Linked DNA regions of Mus musculus: region 2 is linked to region 1. Evidence: chromatin loops called from intact Hi-C (ENCODE). Cell type or tissue: left cerebral cortex. All regions are shown on one strand.

Region 1 (8,000 bases):
TTTATGTGGAGGCCATTGGTCCACTTAGAATCGATCTTTGTACAAGGAGATAAGAATCAATTCACATTCTTCTACATGATAACCACCAGTTGAGCCAGGACCATTTGTTGAAAATGCTGTCTTTTTTCAGTGGATGGTTTTAATTCTTTTGTCAAAGACCAAGTGACCATAGGTATGTGGGTTTATTTCTGGATCTTCAATTCTATTCCATTGATCTACTTGTCTGTCATGAGTTTGTGACTAGTTTAGTTTACATAGAGAGAGCCTGTCTCAAATGAACAACTATTCAAAACAACACAAATAGTATTTATAATCATTAGCAAAAGTTTGAGTATTTCTGAGTATAAATAAAGGGAAATGTATTGTTATTCCTATATAGAGCTTTTCTATGATATTTAACCCACAAAGTTCTAACTTCATTCCTACTAGGAAGCTTTCATAATGCTACAAAGTGTTTTGCCTGCTTCCAAAGCAGAAAAGCAATCAACAGTCATACACAGTGGTCAATTCTTATAAGATAAACAATGATGGGTCTGGCAAGCTAAGCTCACTACTGCAGTAGTGGCAAGAACATCACTGGGAATAACCAACAACTTTCTGATTGTGGCTTCACAAGATTAAACACCTAAATGTCACCATTATCAGCCCAAACCTTATGACTCCAAAGCCCTAGAAAAAACTAAACACTATTGTGCTGCTTAATGAATATAATGTTAAATCAGTTCCTAATGACTTATCGTTATACTCATAATCAGTGCCTCTCTTGACTCTGATCTGAGATTTTTATTTTATTTTTTATTGTTTATTTTTTGGTAGATAGTGTTTAACACAGAGATGGCCATGCTGACGAGAATAACAGACTGAAGAATTCTCAGATCTAAGGAAACAAATAAACTATCATCCTTTAATGCTCATTAATCATTGCAGAACAGGGGTTTAGCTTTCCAAAAGATGACTACAAGGAGACATTCTCCAGTCATTACAGGGCAGCTACAACATGGATTCACAGTAGTTGGGACAGTATGGGCAATACCCGTAGAAACACAAGCCACAACAGGTATATAATTCTACCCCTAGCCATGAAATAATTGTCAAATGTTGTTCAGAAATGAGAGGGTCAGCTTTTCCTAACAGTGTAGCCCTAGAAAACAGACCATACTCCAATGTAAGACCACATATCAAAAATATTTAAGGTAGCACAAATTGGTCTTTAGGGTTTTAGAGTATGTTTGGTTTTGTAAAGTAGGGTAGAGAAAGAAGTGAGGGTGGATCTGGTAAGAGTTGGGGGGATTTATATGGTCAAAATATGTTTCACAAAATTAAAAACTCTTAAAGAACCAATGGATAAAATAGAACAAGAGCGTGCATCTTGGTATAGCCTTGTATCTAGTATCTGTTTGATTTTTATCCAGGAGGAACGCATTTTGAATTACTTATATCTCATGCAGCATGCTTAGCTTTTGGTCAACTATCTAAATTAAGGTTATTACTAAAAAGTTATAACACTGAGTTTGAGTAAGAGAAAAAAATGAGAATAGTATGTTCAAATTAGGGAACTCAGAAAGTGGGCCAAAAGCAGAATAGAAATAGAAAATTTTATATAGCTCATGCTTCCATAGTTAACTCTAAGATTTACAGAAATATAAATTCACTGTAGAAATTTCTAAACCACTCATTACATTTTTAGTACTTCCCAGTGGGTGGGAGAGGTGACAGAGTGCATGTTTTACATGTATAATGCTTCTGTCTTATTCTTATCACGTCCATCTGGACACTTGAGGGGTGGGGATGTAACTAAGCTGGTAGAGCATTTTCCTAGCAAGGATGAGTTCTTGAGTTTCACTCCTATGTACGCCAAAAATAAAAATGAAAAAGAAAATCTTGCATTGTCTTTGTAGTAGTTTCCAGACAAGGAAATAGTTCTGATACTCTAATTCGAAACCTACTATTCTGAGGAATTCTGTCTCTTCTTTTTCCTCCTGTGACTAAAGAATAGCAAGGGAACACCTAGAAGCCAACTACGGTACTTGATGCTACTAGGAAAGTGTATAACTGCAGAAGTTTAGTGATCATTGGAAGTCTGTGTCTTCCATGTTTGCCTTAATATCTTCTGAATCCCAAAATAAATAAATACTTGATCTTTAGTCCTATTTCAGATATCATTGTTTTATTATTACTATATTATTTTATTAAAAGTCAGCTGATTACAAGGTACTTGTACTATATTTTATTAGAAAAATTTTAAAAAGAAGGAAATACATTTATATAAAGTAAATTCAATTTGAGAAGGACAATGAGGTAAGAGTAAGAGTCAGTCATGTATCACTTTCCATCTCTCAGGTACCTGAAGAAGAAAGATATAAAAGAAAGCATTATCAGGAATGTGAAATGGTTTAGTATCAATAGTAATTCTATCACCTCAAGTCAGTTTGAGTTGAATATCTCAATAGATCCATTTTGTTGTTAACAGTAATAATGATAATATTGTGGAAATTCTCATTCTAGGGATTATGGAAGACAAAGTGTTGATCTAGTACATATAAGAATAAGTTTCCAGGTGAAGGGAGGATGGAGGGAGAGAATACTGGATGAGATAACAGAAATTAGGGGATATTTGGGGATAAGGAAACATCAATACAATGAATCTATGAGAGTGACCCTAGCTAAGACCCTTAGTAAGGGGGGAGGCAGAGACTGAACTAACCATTGCCCTTAGTCAAGCGTAATTTTCAGTGGAGGGGCTAGGACATCAACCCAGTCTCAAGACTTTCAACTTACAATTTATTCTGCCTGCAAAATGTTCAGTGGTAAAGATGGCACAGAAGTTGGGGAAATGGACACCCAATGATAGGTCCAGCTTCAGACTGACACTGCCTGGAGGGACAAATCAGAGGCTGAATAGCCTTTAGAATAGAATAAAACATGACCAGCAAGGGGAAAGAAAGAAGGGAAGAAAGGAGGAAAGGAAGAGAGAGAGAGAGAGACAGACAGACAGTCAGACAGACAGAGAGACAGACAGAGAGAAAAGAAGGAAGGAAGGAAGGAAGGAAGGAAGGAAGGAAGGAAGGAAGGAAGGAAGGAAGGAAGGAAGGAAGGCAGTCAATGTAATAATTCTTTAGGATATTCTTCTATACTCGTAGACAAGTCAGTGGAATTATACATAATGATATTCTGCTATACTCCGAGACACAGAGCCTGGCATAATCAGCATCTGAGATGATTCATTCAGCAACATGTGAAAACAGATGCACAGACCCACAACCATACATCAGGAGAATCTTACTGAAGATGGGGAAGATGGATTATAGAAGCAAGAAGGGATAAAGATGCCACAAGGAAACCCACAGAATCAACTAATCTGGTCCTATAAGGTCTCAAAGAGACTGTATCAACAATAAGGGAATCCTGCATGAGTCTTTCTTAGACCCTATGCAAATATGCTATGTTTGTATAGCTTGTATTCTTGTGGAATCCATAAAACAGGCAGTAGGGCTGTCTCTGATGCGTGTCTGTCCTTGGGATGTTTTACTTCCCAGTGAGTCTCCTTGTCCAGGCTTAACATGAGAGGAGGTTCCTAGTTTTATTGAAACTTGATATGCCGGCCATATTTGGTTTACATTTCTGGGATGTATGCCCATTTCTGAAGAAAATATAGGAGGATTAAACTGCAGGGGTTGGGGACTTGGGAGAGAAGAAGGGGGAACTGCTGTTGGGATATACTATATAAGAGAAAAATAAACAAATTGAAAAACAAAAAAAATATAACAAACAAACCACGGGTGCCATGTCCCATTACCAAGTTCCAATTAGTAAAAGCTTACAAAACTAGAGTGACAAAAGTCAGATACTTTATGAGGTTGACACAAGCTAACCTTATTTAGATTTCAAGTTCCTACGTGTACACATTTAGATGTATACATTACATATAATTTTATTATATTTATAGTTCATGGAAATATCACCTGTCATTCAAGATACTGAAAAAAAAATCACTGACTGAAGGATCCCTTGGTAACTCACAGCTTCTTAGAGCTCCATCTCCTGTAATCACAAGTCTATGCTCTAGTTCTAAAGTGGAATTTTTCAAAACTTTTATATATAAAATAAAGAATATACTGTACAGCCCTCAGGATGGGCGGCTTTCTCACCTAGCATAATTTCCTAAATGTTTATTCACATTGTCACATGTACCAGTGAGGCCCATCCAAGGTGTATAATGGTTTGTCTAACAAATCATTATCTCTAGCTTGTGACTGTTATATAAATAAAGCTGACATAACATTTTTTTAAAAGAAGAATTTTCAAGGTTATTTTTACTTAATCTTTACTTTTGCTTGTTATATCTTCTTACTCTTAAATGTCATGAAAGATTCTCTCTCTAATAGCCCATACACTATTTATAATGTATATTTAAATTGTATACCTGTTCATCTCGTCTATTTGTTTCAAAATATGCTACAGGCATTAACTTCGTCAAAACTGTTGTTGGTTATTTTGAAAGTGTTCACAACTTTTAATAGAATTTTTAATGTAACAAATGTACAACGTCATAAGATTAAACACAAAAAGATAATTATAAAAATGTGATAGATCATAATTATGATGACAGTAAGAAAAAAGATTTCATGGCAGTTAAGCAAATTTAACATCCTACACACATTTTATCAATTTGTAAGTTGCAACCCATTTGCAGGTTGAAAGACCCTTTTACAGGGGTCACCTAAGACCATCAGAAAGCACAGATATTTGTATCGCGGTTCATAACAGTAGGAAAATTACAGTTATGAGTTAGCAATGAAAATAGTTTTATGGTTGGGTGTCACCATCACAAGAGGAACTGTATTAAAATGTCACAGCATGGAGGCGATTGTGAATGACTGCATAGTGGTTAACACTGATTTTCAACTTGTTGGGTTATAAAGTAATCCAGAAGAAAAGCCTCTTAGCAGCACATGATGGAATATCTAGAACAGTGGTTCTCAACCTTCCTAATGCTGTGACCCTTTAATATAGTTCCTCATGCTATGGTGACCCCAACCATAAAATTATTTTGTTGCTACATAATAGCTGAAATTCTGTCACTGTTATGAAACATGATATAAATAGCTAATATGCAGGATATCTAATACGTAGCCCCCAAAGATATCATTACTCCCAGGTTGAAAACCACCAATCTAGACAAAGTTAACTGAGGTGGGGAGGCTCATCCTGTAAATAGGTAGCATCAGACTATGGAATAGATTCCTTAACTTTGTAAGGAGTAAAGTAAGTAAAGTAAGCTGACATGAGAATTTATTGCCCTTTCTTGTTCTCAAGCTTCCTCCCTTACCATCAGGACTTTCCTATCATATAGACTACACCCTTAAATTGGAAGCCAAAATAAACTCTTCCTTCCCTAAGTTGTTTTTGTTTGATATTTGATCACAAGAATTAGAAACACAACTAATGTAACGAGTCTAAAGACTACGGCGCATTGCTGTGTATGTGCAGACTTGGTGATGTATACATGAAAAACTCATATATAAAAGCTGTTAATTAACTAGGCATCATTTATGGTGGTTAAATAAGAATGGCCCCCATTGGTTCTTATATTTGGATGATTAATCATACAGCCCTACTTAAGTGAAATTAGGAGGTATGGCTTTGTTGAAGTAGGTCTGGCATTGGAGGAAAGGATTCCCTGAAGATAGGCTTTGGGATTTCAGAAGCCCAAACCATGGTCAGTGGCTCTCCCTCTGCTGTCTATGGATTTAGATGTACAACTCTCAGCTACTTTTCTAGTACCATGTCTGTCTCCATGACACCATGAACCCTACAATACTAAAAATGGACACAATCTCTGAAAGTGTATGTAAGTTGCAAGAAAATGTACTGTTTTATAAGATTCAACCTGTCATGGTGTCTCTTCACAGTCAAAGAACACTGAGCAAGACACTATTCTTCATCCTAAACCCAACAGAATATGTTATTTCATCTGAAATTGATTCCCAGTCATGCCCTACCTTGATGTCTTAAATCTTAATGTCTTGACCCCTTTAAAACTCTTTTCTTCTGTTCTCCAAGTTCCCAGACCTTGATCCCCATTCACCCATCCTTGATGTCTTCTACATGTCTGATTTTATCCAATGAAAATATCATTCTTCTTGAAGAACTTACTGTATTTATTTTAGTAACTATAATCCTGAGATGAATTATCTTTTATTTATTTATATTAAAAACAGGAGTGTGTTGGATATGGGTGTGTATCTGGAAGAAGTTACTGGAGGAATGATGGATGGATAGTATCAAAATACAAGGTATACATGTAATTCTGAAAGAATTGATAGGAATAATATATTAAAAGTAGATGGTTTATCTCAGTTTTAAAGTTCAAGAGTATAGTACAAGTCTCAAGATGATTCTGATAAATATCTCACAATAGCACCAAATGAGTGGCAAATGTGTGAGAGGAAAAGATTCCATCCTAACTCAGGAAGTAACAGCAGGAAGTAGGGCTTCTTCAGTGTACAATATTGATCTAATGAAGTCTAACTCAATCAAGGCTCTTACAGGAAGTACATTATCCATTGGCGGAAGTGTACTCTATGACCTGAATTGCTCTCACTACCTTAGATCTCTGAAATGTTCTACCACCTCAATACTAAACATCTGATGAACCAGCTTTCTACTCAGCAAAGCTCAAATTTACAAACAGTATCCTGACCACAAGAGGAACTCCTTTGGCTCTGAATGGACTTACTTTTTAGTGTTGTGTTCCCTCTAACCATTGTATTAAATTCTTCCATCTCTTTCTTTTATTTATTTATGATTTGTCTATGTCTCATCTATCACTTCTATTTCATGAACTCTAAGTTAAAGCACATGTGATTTCTCTTTATCAGCAAACTGTTTTGTAACGAAAAGGTTCATACTCAGTTTTCAAGGCTGACTTTCCATGGCTTAAAATACTGTCTTCAATTTTCTTTGTCTCTGAAATGCTTTTCAGATTTTTCAGAGAAGCATCTGTTCTTTCTCTATTAATTCTGGTATTTTATTCAGCATGACTCCATCATTGAAACTATTAATTGTTTAGAATGTTCTCTAACAATTACTTGGGTAACAGTAATCTCTAAAAAAGACATGTAAAATTATAAAATACCCTGTTTCTTGTTGATGAATAATGTTAATATTGAACCCTTAGTTTTGTTGAGATTTTCTTAATAATTTTTTTTTTTATGTTTCTGCCTTGGAATCGGATTCATAACATTTTTGCTCACCATGCCTGTTTCTGTAAGTTATTTTTTCTTGTTAAGACTTCTCATAAATCTTTGTTATTGATGAACTTTCTTATTTGTATAGTCTCTGCCAGATATTTTAGATTTTACCTCTCAGATGGGATTTGCTAGCTTTTCTAATGGTTGTATTGGTGCTATTGATTTATACAGACTTACAGTAAGATTTATAACTAAACATTTTAATTTTAATTCACAAATCAGTTCTGGGATGCATCTCATTTTTAGTCAATATTATAATAACATTGACTTAAAAGGTTGTGTATGATATTGTTATCATTTTATGAATTCCCATTTCCCTTCCATCCCTAAAAACTCTATAATTTTCATTCAAGGCACTGGGTTAAGTACCTGAAAATTCATCTGAGTTTGGTGAGGCCCAGTTACACTTTGTGTACTCTGCCCTTCAGTGTAGCTCTTCAAAGATCCCTTATAGAATTCCGAGCTGCTCATGAAGACTTTATCTCCTTGCTCCATGTACTATATTGCTGTTGTGTTCTTCTTGGGATATCCCGGAGTCTCCTGAAACTGAGAAAATACATTCTTCCTTCAGCAACTTACTGCCTAGGTATAGTATCCTTAATTTTGTGATCCAAGTATTCACACAGTGTCTCAAAGAAAATTGGAAAAAAATTGATAGAATTTTTGCACATTTTTTCTCAGTAGGACATTGGCTTCCTCCAATTTCTGGTAGCTATGGCACCATAAATTAAATCTCTCTCTCTCTCT
Region 2 (8,000 bases), 510 kb after region 1:
CTGTACTGGGGCATATAAAGTTTGCAAGACCAAGGGGCATCTCTTCCCAATGATGGCCATTAATTTGATGTTCATATAGCAAAATATTGTGAAGAGTCCTAGTTCACTTCAGCTGCTAAATTGGCACACCCTAGAGGCATCTAAAAGACTCTCAGTGAGAGGTTACCAGACCTGATGTGTCTGTGGCCATGCTCATGAGAGACTGCATTGAGTGATGACTAATGTGGGAGGGTCCATTCCATTGTGAGTGGCACTATTTCCTAGCAGGGAGGACAGGTCTATAGATGCAAACTAGCTGACCATAAGTCAATGATCAAACCAGTGAGCCGCATTTTTAGATCACCTCCACATAAGTTATTGTTCTGAATTCTTGCTCGGTGTTCACTTGACGATAGCTTTTGGCCTGAAAGTATGAATGAAATAAATTAATCCCTTCCTCAAGTTGATTTTAGTTAGAATACCTTTTCAAACCAATAGGAAATCAAACTAGAATACAAGACCATGCCTGTCCTTTGACAATTTCATTTTTATAATTTTTAACATAAAATTTATTATACTCTTGTAGCCAGAGGGTCATCATAAAAATTAAGACAAAACAAAACTGACCAGTTCTTTAAAAGGAAACAGGTAAGCTATTTTGCAGTAACTAACTGGGTTTACCATTTGTATTATCTGAGAATCTAAATGGTCTGTTCATATTTCTATAAAAAGGAGAGAAAACAGAATGGTTAAAAGTGGAAAAGGTAGAATTATTAAAGGATGACAAGGCCAGAGAGCAATTGGGATATTTATGCAACACTATTAAAAATGTTAGCCTATGTACTCAATTCATGCTTTCATGTATCAAAACATAAAGCGTACATGTTATTCAGTATGCCCTTCAGGATATTTTTGTACGTGAATATATACAAAATTTAGAAAGAACACTTATAAAGTATGCTCACAACATCCCTGCTATTACTCTTAGCAAATTGAAATGAGTTCAAAAACGGAATAAATAGTGTGCAGCAAGAATCACTCAATATAATGCAATTCGGGATCCTTAAGGAGCAAGCTACAGTTATAAGCAACAATAGAATTCATGTGACCTGTGCATAAAAATGGAACATGAGGGAAATAAGAACAAAGTCTCCATATTATAAGATAATAGAAAAAAAGAGAGAGAAGATGCTAGGAGACCGGGAGACCATCAAAACATCCCTGAACCCACTTAAAAAGTCAATAAGTCTTGTGTATCCTACATCCAAAATGACAGCCTATGCTGTTTCTAGCTCTGCATCACAGACTTGTTTAAAATGTGCTCAGAGCTTTAAAAGCACTGAAGACAGTATTCACTTCTCACTGATCAACATGTTTTCTTTTCTAAAATCCAACTTGACATTACATTGTAAAACAAAAAAAAAAAAATGAAAATGTAGAGATGATACATTTTCACAAAGAAATAATAGTTTTTAATGAAATGTCTTCTCCTTAGTTCACCTTGTCTATGTAACTATTTTTACTCTTTGGTTATCTGCCACTCTGTCCACAACTCTGATTAGCTGGCAATGATATTTCAGGATAAGATTGTACCTGATCACTGAGATATGTGATCAAGCATCAGCCCAGTGTCTTTGTAAATTATAATTTGTTGACTGTTTTCTGCCCCTACTCTCTTCAATAGCAGAACATCTGTTTGTCTCCTATCTACCTCATATCTATCAGCAAATGGAGCTGTTGGAATAATCAATTGGAAAAGGAAACTACAGTTTTCTGATTCCACCTTAAAACCACACTTCAAGATGCTTCTCTTAGATCTGTTCATCACTTGCTTCTTACTCGACTCTCCATCAGTCCCCTTTCATTTTTTTCCTTTTTATAATATTGAGCCATGCAGAGGACATCATTTACAGAACAGAGAATTCAGTCATATAACATATTGAATATAGATTTAATGTGACTGTCTGTGATTCTGGAGACAAATCTATGAACACAGAACAGCACACAGATTCAGGCATCATCTCACATGCAGTACAGATAGCAGCGTGTACAGGCATGAGGTACTGACAAATAGGCAGAAGAAATTTGGGGGTAGCACCGACACTAACAACTGGGCAATGCTGGGGAATTATCTTAGAATCATATCTGAAAACCCAGAAATTATCTGGGGAATCTCAGTTTGTCAGAGACACAGCTTTGTGCTCACCTCATCTTCTCATTGACCATTATACAGTGTGTGCCTTTTCTTTACTTTTTTCTTTTCTTTTTTTTTTTTTTTTTTAATTATGTCACCAACTGCCCTTCCTCTGTCTTTGAGTTTGGAACTACCTGTGACACAATCTGTAATCTAAAGGAACAACACTGCATTCAGCTAGATACTCTCAAACTATAGAGAATCTAGAATCAGGAAACATTTCTACCTAGCGTATGTCTAACTTAAACCCTATTTTCCCCTATTTTCTTAAAGGCAAAAACAAAGAACAGAAGCCGACCTTGCACACATTCAATGCTATGGTCAACGGCTGGGGCTGGGTAAAGGATACATTTTCCCTGTGATTGTTCACATTTTCTGCTGTTCCTCATGTAAGTGAACACAGCAGCCAGATGCTTTTGGGGGACACCACTCCATGGTGGCCTGCTGCAGTTTTAATGCTAGAGCTAGATTCATGTGCTGAGGTCTTTCTGTCCTCCCCAGAGCCACCAAGACAAGAGCAGGAGGTTTCAACTTTCACCTTCAGCAGCTCTTCCTCCTTGGCACACTCGCCAGGAAAGGGAAGTCTGTGTGGGGGTGTGGAGCTTTTCCTCAGATTAACATGTTTCTGGCTGCTGACAAAATTAGATAAATAAATAAATAAATAAATAAATAAATAAATAAATAAATAAATGAAACATCATCAAAGAAAATAGCTTTATTGCACGGATCATCAATAAAGGGAATGGATTTTTGAACACCAGCAAGCCCACCCCTTTGGGCTTCAGAAGTCACCTCTTCCTTACATAAAGCATTCATTACCTTACCTCTGAAAATGATTTCTGACGATAACCCGGATATGAAAATTAGGAACCAGCCAGAAAGCATTTCCTCTCCTGTGTGGTGCCAGTTGCCCCCTCTGCGTCTTCTCATTTATCCTGGCAGTGGTTTGTCTCTTTGCCTTTAAAAGTTAAGTCCACCTTCATCGCACACTGTAGAAAGAAGTGAAATTAAACTGCAGTGTGTTCTAGAGGAGAAAATCTACTTTATTCATCTCTCAGCCCTACTTTAACTTACACTGACCTAATTACAGCCCACACCAGGAGAGGCTGAGTTAGCAGAAGGAGCGCTTCTGCCACCTAGTGGTCAGTTCTCTGAACTGTGAGCTGAGACCTGACCTTTTTTTTTTTTTTTTACTTTATTTTTGAAAGGTCTGGCACAGAAGTGCAAATGACCTTCTCTGGTATCTGCATGAATGCTAACGATCAGCCTCCTCCCCACCCCCCACCACCACTCAGCTTCTTCGGAAGGTCTAAGGCGTAATGTTTTTCTAAACAACTTCATCTAGAGAAAGTTGAATTAATGCCTCCTCCGATGTACGGTAGCTTTAGAAGCATTTTATTAAGACTGTATTATATGACATTTCATGAAGATGAAATTGAAAATCATAATGCAAATATTAATACTACTGAAAGCAACATTTGATATACTATGTGTTGAACTGAATACTTAAAGGTCTTACAATCCTCCTCACTAAATCAATTACCCTCCCTCCCAGCAACCACACAGTTTTGCTAGCTGAATGATTTCTCTGAAGCTCCAGGCTTGTTGGTTTGCTTCTGGGAGTGGTAGTAGACGTTTAAGAATGCTTCGTGTTCTCTCTCTCTCTCTCTCTCTCTCTCTCTCTCTCTCTCTCTCTCTCTCTTCTGGCTTCATTAACGAGTTATTGATTCGTAACTTGAAAGAAAAACTTGGATGAAAAATGTAGCCAGCCTGAATCACCGATGCTAATTAAGACCCGAGGAGGAAAGGGGATAAAAAGGCACTCATGTGCCCAGGCACCAGGGTAGGCAGGCTCCTCCTCTGTCCATTAAGGCAGATATGTGCTGCTCAGCCTGGCCTTCCTTCCCATGCATAAAACAAAGGAAATGTCTGGGTGCAGAGGGCAGTTAATACAGGGATCAGGATGTGAACAATAAGAATCACAAACAATCATTTCAATAAAGTTTTCAGTGTGATATGTTCACTTGCAGTGGTTTAATGTATTATGACCTTTTTAATGTCAAATCTATGGATTAGTATAATATTACATCTAAAAATGGGGGGAAATGTTTCATTATTATTCAATTATTCATAAGAACTCCTTAAATCCCTACTGTTTAACGAGAACCTATTTAGACCCTGCTTATACCTATAAAGTAAGTATGATTAAATGTTTGATATAAATGTTTCACAAAAACTCACACTATGGGACTAGAGAGATGGTCTCACAGTTAAGAGCACCTGCTGCTCTTCTAGAGGTCTGGAGTTCTGTTCCTAGAAGCTATAGAAGGCTGCTATTTACTGACTCTGTAATTTCAGCTCCAGGAGGCTTCTTCTGGTCTCCACAGGCACCTACATACATAATCATATACATATACATACATATATGAATAAAAGTAAAACCTTTACAAATAAAATAACTTGTTATATTCTAAACAATGTGATTACTTATTCATCATTACTTAGCGAGTAAAGTTAGAGCCTCTCCACTAAGCACCTGGCTTTCATGACTGCAAAGGAGAAAGCCAACGTACCTCGACTCAATGTGACCTTTGTCAGCTCTCACCAACATGTCACCTGAAGTAAGAAAGAATGAGTGTGTACTTCAGTCTGGAAAACACAACCCATCTTCACGTCTTCTATATCTTCGTGCAGACCCTCTCTATTTTTGACCCAGGTGATTTCACTAGTTAGGTCAACCTACTTCCACGGTGCATCCAACTTAGACAGATTCATCTCTTCCACTGTTGTCTGGTGCATGAAGTCGAACTCAAAACCTTCCAAGTTTGTGCAGCAGAACTCATGTCTCCTTACAGATGCCATTCCCACACCCAGACTGGTTTGGATTATTACATCTAATTCAATCCTTTTGCTTCCCAGGTTTCTCATCTCCAAAGTAAATTTTGTTCAAACTCACATAGTGTATTTGCTCTTATCGGTCTTGCAAACTTTATATGCCTCAGTACAGGGGAATGCCAGGGCCAAGAAGTGGGAGTGGGGGGGGGGGGGAGGGTATGGGGGACTTTTGGGATAGCATTGGAAATGTAAATGAAGAAAATACCTAATTAAAATAAAATTTAAAAATCAAAAAAAGTGTTATAATTGAGGCACACAATTTTATGGCAAAACAGAAGAGATTAAGTTTTGCTGAACGTATCAGAAATGCTGTAAAGTCCTAGCACAACTCGCTGGGGTCTAACTGTAATGGTAACATGTTACCTCTAGAATAATTTTGGCCATTTACTGTTTTACTCTTCTAGAATAAAGTGTCATAAATGAAGTCCTGGAATGTTGTAGCTGGTTCTTCCAAAACAGTCTTTATGAGAACAGTGAAGTATGGTCCTGTGGTTGTTTGACATATAGGGAATTAATCTATTTTACTCTCCCATTACTTCTCTGTGGTTTGAACAGGAAGAAGGAAAGTTTTGTTTCTAGTAAGGAAATTAAAGAAATCAGAGTAATTTCCTATGACCTTAGAGCATCCCTGATTTTCTGTGAATTGAAGAAGGGGTCTACGTAAGAGTGTAGTGAGCCCACAAGAGGAGGTGAATACTACTGAATACATCATCCCTGGCTTTCCAACACTGATAGCTTATTGTAGTCATAATATTTTTCAAGAAACTAATATAAGCTATGAAGCTATTTCAAACCAGTATTTAGAAGAAAGTAGAAAATCTATGTTTAATATAAGGAGATATTTATGAGCAAGAATATGACATTTTGATTCATGTAATAATTAGACAGGAAAATCAGAGTCATAAATATATTCCACACCTTAAACACTGATATTTCTCTTTTTTAAAATATTAGTATACAAACTAGTATCTGTATCTATGGTATTTTCACAAACACTTTGCCTTTCTGGAGCTCCCTCCTCCACCTCCCTTCCCCTTCCTTCTAACACTTCCTCCTTCTCTTCCACTTCCTCAATCCAGTAGTACCATTTCTTTATGGTAAATATATTCAAAATCCTTTTTAATTGTTACATACTATCATTCATTATCGTTACTTGTATTGTTCTACTGGATCACAAAACTCCTAAGCAAATTCCTTCTGCCCTGCTCATATGCGAACTCTAAATTATTGAACTCACAAAATTTACAATAGAAGAATAATTCTGAAAGACTAGGGATTTGGGACATTGGTAGAGACACTGGTCACATAGGATAACTGTTATGTAAAGTTGTAATGGGTTGGCCTGGTGCTGCTTGCATTCTAAAGCTAATATTGGTACCTCAAGACTGGTTGCCCCAGAGACAAGAGGGTCTGCAAGTAGACGCTGTGTGACTTTGCCCCCAAGTTAATTTTCATTAGTAAATAAGGATACTGACACCGAATAGCTGGACAGTAAAGACATGGTGAGGTTTAAGGTTTCTGGGCTTGGGAGTCAGAGGAGAACTAGAGGGAAAGGTAGAAGATAAAAGAGAAGAAGGGAGAAAAGAAGGAAGAGGGCGAGGGGAAGGAGGAGGAGGGGAAGGAGGAGGAGGAAGAGGAAGAGGAGGAGGGAGGGAAGATGCCATGGATTAGGAATTGAGCAAGCATGGCCCTGAGGGCTAGCCAATTGTAGTTAACTGCAGCCCAGATGAAACATAGTAATAACTGGGGTTTATTGATATGAAAGTGGATTCTAAATACATAGAGGGAAGATATCTGCCCAGCTCTAGTAATAATTAAGGCTTATTGTAAAACTATAAGTTGTGTGTGTGTTTTTATCCAGGAACTAGATGGTCAAAGGTGGGGTAGAAACTTTGGATCCATCCAGATAAATTCCATACTACAACATACAGTCATCAGAAAGGCAATGAGATAAGAGAGCAAGCTCAGGGATGTCTATGGGAAGAGAGAAACACAGAGGATATCTTTGTTCCAAAGCCTCTTTCGCTGGATGTAACATAGGTTTGTAAAGTCTAGCAGGAGCTAAGGCATAATGAGTGAGAGGCTCAGTGGGAAAGGAGTTTAAAGCCTATGGGGAGCCCTAATAGGGTTTCCAAGTCAGACGACCTGTCCGACTCAGAAGGCAGAATGCCCAAAGCACACAATAATTTTTAAACTACATGAAACTTTTAATTTCTTTGAAATTCAAAGATAAAATAAAGTCTTATATCAAATGCTTAAATTTATGCAAGTAATATATTTGATTCTAACCCAACACAATCATGATAGCGTCTATCAATATTTTTGTGGCAGAAGGAAACCCAGAGACAACAGTATGTAAGTTTCATGAAAGTCACAATGTGTCCTGTTTCACATATTCACTAGAATGTGACAGGAAGCTAGCGGAAGTAGAAACCTTGAAGAGTTTGATAGATTGATCAGAAACGTCTTTTTCTGGAAATTGGGAGCAGTAGAGAGTGTATAAAAAAGGAAACAGAACAAGAGAAACAAACACAAATAGTTTTAGGTGGAAAAAGTATGGTCTCTAAATCCTGGAAATCAAACAAATAATGTCATGCAGATGAGGGCAAACACAGCATCCCTTGACTTGGCTTTTCATTACTAAGTAATTTAGGCTTTACCTGTGTATGTGTTTTAATTATATTATTTATTTTGTGTGTATGGTAATGTGGTGGCACGTATCTCTGTGCATCACACACATCAGGTGAATAAGGGTGGCCAGAAGCATGCATCAGATCCCTGGAACTAGAGTTATAGATGGTTGTGATCTGTCAAGTGAGTTCTGGGAATAGACCTCAGGCCAGCTGGTAGAACAGCCAATCTCTCTATCCCAGGTGTGAGCTTAGACACTGAGGAAGCCATTATTAACATATTAAAGTTTATCTAGGTTTTT

Evidence for each region. A loop is a pair of places that touch in the nucleus more often than their neighbours do. Peaks named below come from ENCODE experiments on the same cell type or tissue, not always from the same donor. Only the 100,000 strongest peaks of a DNase experiment are listed, where the experiment ranks them.
Region 2: a loop joins it to region 1, with 4 times the contacts of the local background. A loop is called at or near these places in 2 of 42 quality-filtered maps.

What each region holds. Positions count from the first base shown.
Region 1 is chr10:15,801,215-15,809,214 of GRCm38, reverse strand. It overlaps C330004P14Rik (RIKEN cDNA C330004P14 gene), which reads right to left. Exons shown (of 3, transcript NR_131087.1): 2 at 7,623-7,799; 3 at 2,150-2,344. Among named protein-coding and RNA genes, the nearest start is that of C330004P14Rik, 13 kb to the right of the region's middle. In left cerebral cortex, no CTCF peak of the experiment used is centred here; DNase peaks (open chromatin) are centred at 1,736 and 3,239.
Region 2 is chr10:15,295,563-15,303,562 of GRCm38, reverse strand. No RefSeq gene overlaps it. Among named protein-coding and RNA genes, the nearest start is that of Gm23892, 310 kb to the right of the region's middle. In left cerebral cortex, a CTCF peak has its summit at 3,306 (motif pointing left); DNase peaks (open chromatin) are centred at 1,831, 1,993, 2,690 and 3,248; H3K4me3 peaks cover 1,142 bases; H3K27ac peaks cover 748 bases.